2 separate regions of the Homo sapiens genome follow, and region 2 is linked to region 1. A link is a contact called in ENCODE Hi-C or POLR2A ChIA-PET data. All regions are on one chromosome and are shown on one strand. Each heading gives the region's core, a stretch centred on a gene start or an enhancer-like site at or near the end of the contact. The rest is flanking DNA. Distances are from core to core; before and after follow the strand shown. Region 1 holds the start of ABLIM2 (actin binding LIM protein family member 2). Region 2 overlaps ABLIM2 (actin binding LIM protein family member 2).

Region 1 (4,596 bases), core at 1,580-4,079:
ATCAGGGGCTTGATAGGATCCCCACTGAAATGGGATGGGAGCCCCCAGGGAACCTGGATAAGCACTGGAGGTAGAAGGGAGCCCCCGGAGTTCAGGTCTCTACCCGCTGCCTGCTGGAAGGAGGCATGGGTCACTGCAGGGCTTCCCTGTGTGGTGAAGGGCATGTGAGCTGAGGCTGGAGGAGGAGGGCAGGGGCTCCTGCTTCCATGTTGGTACCCTCCAAGGTACCCACCAAGGCCCTCCTCTAAATGCACGTTTAATGATTTTTTTTTTTCATGAGATAGGGTCTGTCACCCAGGCTGGAGTACAGTGGTCCGATCATGGCTCATTGCAACCTCCGCCTCCCAGGTTCAATCAATCATCCCAGCTCAGCCTCCAGAGTAGCTGGGACCACAGGCACACACCACTATACCCAGCTAATTTTTGTATTTTTTATAGAAACAGGGTTTTGCCATGTTGCTCAGGCTGGTCTCAAATTCCTGAGCACAAGCAATCCTCCCACCTTGGCCTCACAAAGTGCTGGGATTACAGGCGCGAGCCACCGCGCCCGGTCCCCTTTTAATAAACCTTTAAAGGACCTTGGTTTGACATATTTGGGGCCTCCCTGTGTCCATGAGCCCCTTGAAGACCCCCTGACACCCCACCAGGCCTGCTAAAAAATAAGAGGGGCAGCATTTTTCTAGAATGAATCTTGTGGCATGTGAAATGATTTCTTGTCTATCTTCTTCACTAGGACTAGAAAGCCCAGCACACTGAAGGTGTTTGAGAATCCTAAGGGGTATGTATGCACTGTGAGTTGAAGGATATAGAAACTGAGGCACACAGAGGGCAAGCAAGTTGCCTGAGGTCACACCTGGCCTGTAGTACCATGGACAGAGAACCAAGTCTGTTTCAATCGATTCAATTCAACCAGCAGATTCGCTGAAGTCCCAGTTCAGCAGACACGGAGCAGGAAGGAAAGAAAAGACCTGGCTCAAGCCCCACCCTGTCACTAACTTGCTGGGTGACTTGAGGCAGTATGTCTTTGGGCCTTGGTTTCTGCCCTTGTGAAAGAAGATGTTGGAACCACATGGCCCCGAGGCCCTTCCAGGTTGAGAACTGTTAAGGCTCCCCAGCCCCTTGTCCTGGGCTCTGGAACCAGTCTGGAATGGGGCACCCACATCCACCCTCTGGCTCACAGGGTCTTGGCAGAGAGGTGTGAGGGCTCCCTGCCGTCCTCACCAGGCTGTGTGGGGGAAATCATGGCACCCCTGGGAGGTTCTCAGGAGCCTTTGGAAACAGAGGGAGGAAACAGAGGCTGCGGGGGAGCCTGACCGAGAGCTCCTTAGAGGGCAAGTGGCAGCAGGGTGTACCTACGGCAGGTGGGTGCCTGGCCTACCTCTCAGGCTATGATCCAGGAGTGCCAGGTGCCAGCACTCTCCCCTCCCCTCTATCCTTCTCTCCGTTTATTCAACAGATATTTGCAGACTGCCTGCTCTGTGCCAGGCCCTATGTTAGCCACAGAGAATAATAATAGCAAAGCAAAGACATTTATTGATCTCAACTCACACTGGGTCATGGCACACATTAGTTCACTGATCCTTAGATCTGGCGCCCCCTCAATTACATGGCACAAGATCCCAGTGGACTGGCATGGGAACCCTGCGGCTGCGGGCAGAATCACCTAGCTGGGCCTCCTGGATTTCTAGGGTGTGTGGGGCTTGGCTGGTTCCCCAGGACTTCAGCTCCCCCACTGAGCCACTGTACTCCTGGCCTCCCATCCTGGCCCCTCTTGGGGGAGATGGCTGCTGCTGAGGGAGGGGGAGGAGTACCTGCTCCTGCCTCAGTGTTCCATTCAGTCTACATTTTCTGTGCCCAATCTTCTTCCACTTGTTGAAAGCATCTCCAAACAGCCCTGGCCCAAGCCAAAAGTCCTTGGCCTCTCTCTCCATGCCAGGTTCCCGCGATTCTGCATCCTAAATGCTCCTCCAGCCCAGGCCCTCCGCGCCTGGTGGGCATCCTTGTGTTTGCCGGCTCCTCCCGACCTCTCTGCAGCTCGCCTTTTGTCGCACCAGGCACACAGTGGGGACCCCTGCTCCTCCCCGTTCCCTGACTCCCTCTCCTGCACCCGCGTCCAGGCCCTGTGCTGGGCGCCTGATGTCACAGGGTAGCCGGTCACCGTGGAGGCTGGGGCCGGGGACTGCGCCGAAGTGAGCCGCGCCACCTCTCCCGGTGCACCCCCCAGCTGGGCGCCAGCCGGCGAGGAGCGACGGGAGCCTGGGGTGGGTGGCGAGGCGCGGACAGCCCAAGCCCGGAGGCAGGAAACCTGCGCACGAATCCCCACCAGTGCAAGCCTCGCCGACGGATGCGGGCTAATCCTGCCCGAGCACCGCCCCCGCCTCAGTTTCCCTCTCTGTAAACTGGTAAAGAAGAGTTGGCCCAGAAGGTCTTCAGGCGCCTTGTAGCTCGACTACTCAAGAAGAGCTGCACCAAGCTCGCTTTTCCCTGCGCCGCTCTCCTAGCGACTCCCGGATTCCGTGAGCGGCAGTCCCCACGTCGCCCCTCAGGCCGTGGCGACAGCTCTGCAGAGATCTAAGAACGATTGCGAAAGGCCTCAGCCGCCGTCGCCCGTCTGCGCCTGCGCTGGCCGCGAAGCGTGCTGGGACTTGTAGTCCGATCGCCCCGCAGCTGGGGAGCCAGGCGGAGCGGTGGCGTCGAGGTGCCTACACTTCCCAGGGTGCTCCCGGGCGGCAGCGGGGGCGCGGGGCGGGGCCGCCAGGAGGGGCGTGAGAGTGGGCGTGGCACGGGCGTGGCCTGCGCGCCGTGGGGCTGCGGCGGCGCTGCCTGGCGTGTGCGCAAGGAGCGGGCGCGGAGCCGGCGGGCGGGCGGAGGATAGCGCGGGCGCGGCACCTGCGGGCCCGAGGGTCTGGCTGTCGCAGCGCCGGGCCGCCCCGACTCCGAGCGGCTGCTGAGATGAGTGCAGGTGGGTGCTGGGGACCGAGGGACCAACGGGTCCCCGCGCTGGCTCGCGGCGCCGCAAGGGCTGGGTGGCATTCGGAGGCTGCACCTGCAACGCCGGGGAAAATCACCCAGCGGCTCCACCCAACTTTTGCTCCAGGATTTTGCAGCCCCGAGGGGCCAGAGCGCAGCCCTCTGCCCTGCGCCCGGAGCGCGTAGCTCAGTGGCGCGGGCCGGGGATCCTTTCCCAGCGCGCCGGCCGGCGTGGCTGCGCCAGGATGTCTGGAAGGCGCCCCTTCTTTGCTTCTCACGGGGGTCCGGGTTGTTCCAGGCTGCAGAAAGCGGTCAGGGTCCGCGCGGGGGCCTGGGGTCCGGGCGAAGGGCCGGGGCCCCAGCAGACCTAGGCACGCAGAGGTGAGATGATAGGCGGGGCTTTGCAGCTGGGGGCGCCGCCCTTGCGCCGCTCTGGCAGCGCCTGGGTTGGGGGCGTCAGGCCGACCCTCGGCGCCCAGGACTCTCCGCAGCAGATCTGGGGACCCGGAGCCCGCATGTGTCAGACCCGGCCCCGACCCGATCTCTGCGCGTCTCCAGCCCCTCGCCCCTGCGCGTCGCACCCCTGCCTTTCCCGCCGCACCCACCCTCCGGGATCTGACAGCCTCTGTGCGGGGCTGGAAAAATCCCACAGCGCTGGAGCCCAGCCGCGCCTTGTGCTGTTGGGGAAACTGAGACCTAGAACTGGAGCCCTTGGCGGTGAGCCCTGGAGGCGGCCTGAGGATGCCCGGATCTGAGAGCCTCCTGGGGCCCGCACCGGGCTGAGGGCTTGTCGTTGCATTCCCGGCAGGGAAGGGCTGTCACCCCATTTTTCAGGGTGTGACCCGAGGCGCACCAGGCTTGAGTCACTTGCTTGGCTCAGGAAGGGGGGGCGGGGATTCGAACCCCGGGCTCACTGACTCTTGTGCTCTTTCCTCTAAGCCTGTCGCGCCAGGGACTGCAGTATGGCCCTTGGCCATGGTGCAGAAACCAATGGGGACAGCCGCTTCCCCTGAGGGAGATCGGACTGGGGAGAGAATGTGAATTTAGTAAGAGCTTCCTGTGGGCTGTAGGCCTAGAAGGGGGCGGGGGCTAAGGGCCAGGGACTCCCCTCCCTGGGGAGATTGTCTCCCTCCCCCTCCAATCCAAGGAAGGAGGGACGGCGTTGCCGGGAGCCTTTGGGAGTAGCTGAGAGCAATGGCAGGCGGTTGGGGAGGTCAGAGGCAGAACCCTTTGGAAGAGGATTTCTGAAATGGCCAACCTAGTTATCTGGGAGTGGCTGGGGAGCAGGGCACCCTGAGACTTGGCAGAACCTCCAGACACATTTATCTAATGGCAGGTGGGGATAATGGCTGGGTGCACACAGAGTAATTTTATGCTTCTTGTGGCCATAATTGATACCTGTGGTCCCCCCTGTCATCAGGGAGAGCCTCAGAAGCAGTGCTGGCATCTCTCCTCTGCATCTGACGAGAAGGGGTGTGGGGGCACTGGGGCAGTTGGGGGCAGAGACTGGGGTTTGAACCATGGTGACTGCCTGGTGGTCTTAGGCATAGGTGGCACCTTCCAGAGCTTGGCTTCCTGACCTGTAAGAGCAGTAGCATTGGTTGCCTGGAGGGGACAAGGTACAAC
Region 2 (4,922 bases), core at 2,407-4,906, 140 kb after region 1:
CATTCCTTCAGCTGCAAAAGGTCCTCATAACTGAAGCATCGTCCTCAGGGTGATTGTGGTTGAGGACCCAGGATGTGGCTGTGCATTGCAGCATGGGCATCATCCTACCTGGCCTGCCCGTGGCCACCAGCTGGCCTCTCTGCGGTGTCACCTGGAGGAGGCTCCACAGGAGCCAGCTGAGCCAGCACCAGGCACACACTGGGCCACTGGGAGCACCACGATGAAGGATGTGTCATTGGATTGTAAACTAGAGTATAATAGCAAGAGCCGTCAGTCCACAAGGATCTACATAAATGTTGAGTAAACAAATAAATGGAGAGAAAGCGAGATCTCCCACACAGAGGAATTCCAAATAACGGGAGTAGATGCCTCGTCCTCCAGGAGGGGGTCGTAACTCCCACTCCTGACATGTGGACAAGTGTGGGCTACACAGAGTGGCTCCTTCCCGAGAGCGCCATGTGGGAGGGGAGAGAAGGAGCAAGTCCACCGTGGAGCAGGCCACCATGGCTGACGAGCATGACCCGGTCAGCAAGGCCGCCACGGCCAGTGATCCGCTCTGCTGACAGCAGGTGCCCTTGATAGGATGTGGTGAGGACACTTCACCTCATGGGCTTCCTTCTCAACCCCATAAGCCCAGTATCGCCATGAGAAAACATCAGGCAAAAACCCTCAGCAGCCCTCCTCAAAACTGCCAGAGTCCTCAGACACAAGGAACGTCTGCAAAAGGTCGCAGCCGAGAGGAGCCTTGGGAGACGTGCCGACAGAACGTCATGTTTCCTGGGTGGGATCCTGGAGCGGAAGAACATCAGGTGACACCCGGGGAAACCCGAATCCCGTGCGGCGTGCAGGTGGCACCAATCTGTGGGCACCCTAGTGATGGGAGAGGGGACGGCAGGGACGCGGGCCGGGAGGGTGCGGGAGCCCCCTGGACTACCTGAAGCTGTTCCTAATGAAACATTTACTGAAATTTTTAAAAATGGAAGAGGAGAGGAGGGGGAGGAGGAAGAGGAAAAAGTAGAGAAGAAGGAGGAGGAGGAGGAGAAAGAGGAAAAAGTGAAGGAGGAAGAGGAGGAGGAGAAAGGAAAAAGAGGAAGAGGAGGCAGAGGAGGAAGAGGAAAAAGAAGAGGAGGAGGAGGAGGAAGAGGAAAAAGTGGAGGAGGAAGAAGAGGAGAAGGAAGACTTTTCGAAAGGGCTGAAGCTGCTCCTCTCCTAACAGGCAGCATCCCAGGTTAAAGGATGCTGAAGCATCCCCGTCTGTAGCATATCAGAAGCCCCCTGGGATGTGAGCCTAGCAGCACAGTGCTCCAGGTGGGAGCTGGCGATGCATTTTGTTCCAACGAAGCCTCACAGGCAGCAGGCAGGCATGAGTGCAGAGGAGGGAGAGGTCCTCAGAGACCAAGTCCTACCAGAAGGCTGAGCAGAGGAGGCAGAGCCTGAACCTGGACCCAGGAAGGGTCCGGACAGGTGGGAAGCCCTGGAGAGGACACTCGTCAAGGGGCGGGGTGCTGGGAGGGAGGGACCGAGGTGGCAGGACTCGGGCTGGTGTTAGAGGGCCCTGGGGGGCCAGAATGAGGTGGGCCAACATGGCTGTGTCCCCAGCTTCCCTGCGGCCTCAGGCCCCTCCAAGTATCTGATGAAAGCTGATGAGTCTCCGGACCCTCCTCAAATAGACGTGCACATGTGTCCACAGACTCTGGTTTGAAACTTCAGGGGATGCTGCCCTGTGGCTGGGAACTGGGGAGGGACAGGTACACTGTGATGTGTTAGATCCTCGGCCCACTGAGTGGGGGCTGAGGCAGATCAGGGGCCATGATTCCAGATAGGAAGAAACCAGCCCTTCCTGGCCTCCCAGGTCCACGAGCTGTGCCAAGAGCACACACAGCTTAGAGATGGTGCCTGAAGCAAACCGTCTTCCTCTGTTCAGAGTTCGTGTGGGTGCAGTTTTTAAAACCTGCCCTGTTTTGCTGCCAGTGGGGATGGGTCCAGCACAGCCGTAGTCGGTAGGAGGGATCCGCGGTGTCCTTTCCGGGCACGTGAGTCCAGTCTCCCTGCTGTGAGGCCCCTGCTGCCACCAGGAGGTGCAGGAGTCCACCGTGGAGCATCCTGACGAGCGTGACCTGACCAGCAAGGGTGCCACGGCCAGCAAGGGCACCTGTAGAGCCAACTGAGGCTCTAGAAGGTTCCATGCTGTTCTGGAGGGAGGTTGCTAAGGGAAGGGCAGTTATCTGACGCTCCATCAGCATTGACAGGCAAAATCAGCACCCATGCCCAAGCACGAGAAAATGCTCAAAGTTAGAGCCTGCAGTCCTTTCTACGGCATCAGCCTGGCTGGGGCCACCCTGCTCCTAGGTGACCTCCCGCTGCATGCAGCCCACCACCAGGCAAGAGCCCCCTCTGGGCCAGTGTCTGTCGAGCCCTCCTCACGAGTCCACTGTGGGGTCCCTGGCCAGTCCACCTTCAGGCCCAGCACATCACTCACCCACCGCAGAAGTTCTATTTCTGTTTCATTTCGATGTCACCGCAGGGTCCTGCTGCTCTGAAAGGCTGTGCAGCTTGAGGGAACGTTCTCAGGTGAAGAGCGCCTTACCCCTTGCAGCCCATTGCCTAGTGCTGAGGGGGCTTCCTGGGGCTGGCAGGTGGGAGGAACGGGGCCTTGGGAGTGTCTTCTGCAGGGAGCGTACACCTTCTCTCATCACAAGCATTCAATACCCTGCATCTGTCTGTCACCTCATTCCCCAAACAGGTGTGGGGGGAGGGGCGTCACCCAGGTCACCTCGGCCCTCTGGATGCGTGACTTGATAATCCAACCTTGTTCGCAAAACAGAATTATAGTTCCAGGTGAGCTCAGCAATTGAAGCAGGGTCAGAGGATGCTTTCCATTTAATTTGCCAAAAAGCAGTTGTATTTAAGAATGTGGCCAGGGTGCGGTGGCTCATGCCTGTAATCCCAGCACCTTGGGAGGTAGAGGTGGGCAGATTGCTTGAGCCCAGGAGTTCAAGACCAGCCAGGGCAACGTGGCAAAACCCCATCTTTACAAAATTAAAAAAATTAGCCAGGCGTGGTAGTGCACACCTGTGGTCCCAGCAACTTGGGAGGCCGAGGTGGGAGGATGGCTTGAGCCCAGAAGGTGGAGTCTGCACCCTGCAGAGCCGTGATTGTGCCACTGCATTCCAGCCTGGGTGACAGAGTGAGACACTGTCCCAAAAAAAAAAAAAAAAAAAAAAAGAATGTGGTAATGGATGGATACTACTCTTTTCTTATCTTCTGCAGCTGGCAAAATTTTACTCAATGGCTTTTAAAGGACAATTTTGATCATTTTAGTGCTTTAATCCTATTCTGAGCAGCTAATTTTTAGATTCTCAAGGAAAACAGCATGTTTATATACAAGGATAATTAGGAAGAGGGGCCTTTGTTTTGGCGAATTTGCAGTTGGTTGGATTCAAACACCAGCCAGGATGCAGAGGCGCAGATGGAGTGAGCCCCCTAAGGTGTTCTTAGTTCACCGCCCAGCCCTCTGCCCTCAGCAATGTCGCTCCTCTGCCTTGGGACTCTGGACAGACTTCAACTCAGGGTTGGATTAGCAAGTCCTTGGACACAGTCTGGGAACGTGGATGAGGCCCACACTCCTTCCCCTGGGCAGGGGATCTGGGCTGCTCCACCAGACAGGAGAGATGGGGCTCGCTGCAAATAAGCTTTTCATGCTTGAAATATTCTACTTTGCTTTCCCGTTTCCCCTTCTATCTGCTGCCTTTGCCCTTCCGTCTGGAGGCAGTGAAAGTGGCCGGAGCACCCCCAGCCTCTCCGTGCTCTCTGACAGCAAGCCGCCCCCCTCCACCTACCAGCAGGCACCTCGCCACTTCCACGTCCCAGGTAGGCTCCGGGACACGCTGGCTGGGCTCCTTACACTGAAACTGTCCACACCGAAACTGGCCACACCCAAACTGTCAGCTTGCCTTGACTCAGCAGGCGCCAGACGACACTCCAGGCTCCTCCACTGCTCCCCAGGCACTGAGATTTCTTTAAAACCATCAGACGGGTTTTCACAACCCCAAACCGATGTGTGTTTGAGTTTCTTCCAAATTCCCACAAACGGCAGGGAGATACACCTGTCCTCCTGGGAATGGGGTGAAGGAAAAGGGCTGTCTGAGCTGGCTACACTTCCCGGGGGACCACAAGGTTCCTGGCTGCTGCCCCATCTCCTGCAGATGAGGGTGGCATCTGGAGTCAGGGAGGCTTGATCTGGGGCCTGGGTGTCTGTCGCTCGCTGGGTGCCAGTTCCTGCCTGATGATTCTAAATCTGGGTGAGTGCTTGTTGCTTACAAAAAGCTGTAGAACAGAAACCATCACAACTTGCTGCTTACCCTCCTGTTCTCTCCTTTTTTTTCTTTCTTCTTCCCCAGACACTGGCGTAAAAGATAACATCTATAGGAAACCCCCTATCTACAGACAGCATGGTACGGTTGGATTCCTCCCGCTGCTGTGGTTTGCCCCGCATGCCTGTCAATACCCATCTGCTTCTGAATGCATCCTTTTGTTGTGTTCTGATAAATGCAGTGAAGGCACCACCAAGGCCCTTAGCAGTCTGACTATTAAATGCAAATTCACTAGCAGCCTCCCGAGAGTCCTGTTCTGATAAATTACGATGAAGGGTATGTCTGAGTAAGGAACTTCTGTGCGTTACGACGCCGAGGCTAATGCACATCAGCCAGGGCTTGGGATGGGGGTTTATAGCCAAGAGCCTGGTGGTGGCGCCTTCAATTATGCAGCCAGAGAGACTTTAGCCAAGATGGTGAGGGACAGAGGCTCCTAGAACCACAATCTGATCCAGGCCCGATCTTTGGAATATAGAACAAACTTGAATCGGTCGTTTATTCCTCAGGGAGACTTTAGTCTTGAGTTTTGAGAATTTCTGATGATGGGAT

Evidence for each region. A loop is a pair of places that touch in the nucleus more often than their neighbours do. ChIA-PET counts read pairs that join two places held with the same protein, here RNA polymerase II (POLR2A). Pooled maps may share reads with other maps.
Region 2: a loop to region 1 is called in a map of dorsolateral prefrontal cortex, with 2.1 times the contacts of the local background. The contact joins the enhancer-like site here to the promoter of ABLIM2 in region 1. A Hi-C loop is called at or near these places in 3 of 168 maps with a recorded cell type or tissue (dorsolateral prefrontal cortex, mammary epithelial cell and posterior cingulate gyrus) and 5 of 50 pooled maps. POLR2A ChIA-PET finds 5 or more read pairs at or near these places in 2 of 52 experiments (B cell and activated CD4-positive, alpha-beta T cell).

The regions. Positions count from the first base shown.
Region 1 is chr4:8,157,046-8,161,641 of GRCh38, reverse strand. ABLIM2 (actin binding LIM protein family member 2) reads left to right here and starts at 2,829. Exons shown (of 21, transcript NM_001130083.2): 1 at 2,829-2,962. The coding sequence starts at 2,953. RefSeq lists silencers at 2,223-2,282, 2,623-3,112.
Region 2 is chr4:8,019,150-8,024,071 of GRCh38, reverse strand. It overlaps ABLIM2 (actin binding LIM protein family member 2), which reads left to right. Exons shown (of 21, transcript NM_001130083.2): 13 at 3,769-3,870; 14 at 4,401-4,454. Among named protein-coding and RNA genes, the nearest start is that of MIR95, 16 kb to the right of the region's middle. Within about 2 kb of position 3,656, at least 3 of the 41 ENCODE cell types and tissues checked have a DNase peak (open chromatin) inside an H3K27ac peak, as active enhancers do; they include dorsolateral prefrontal cortex, where a contact is called at or near this core.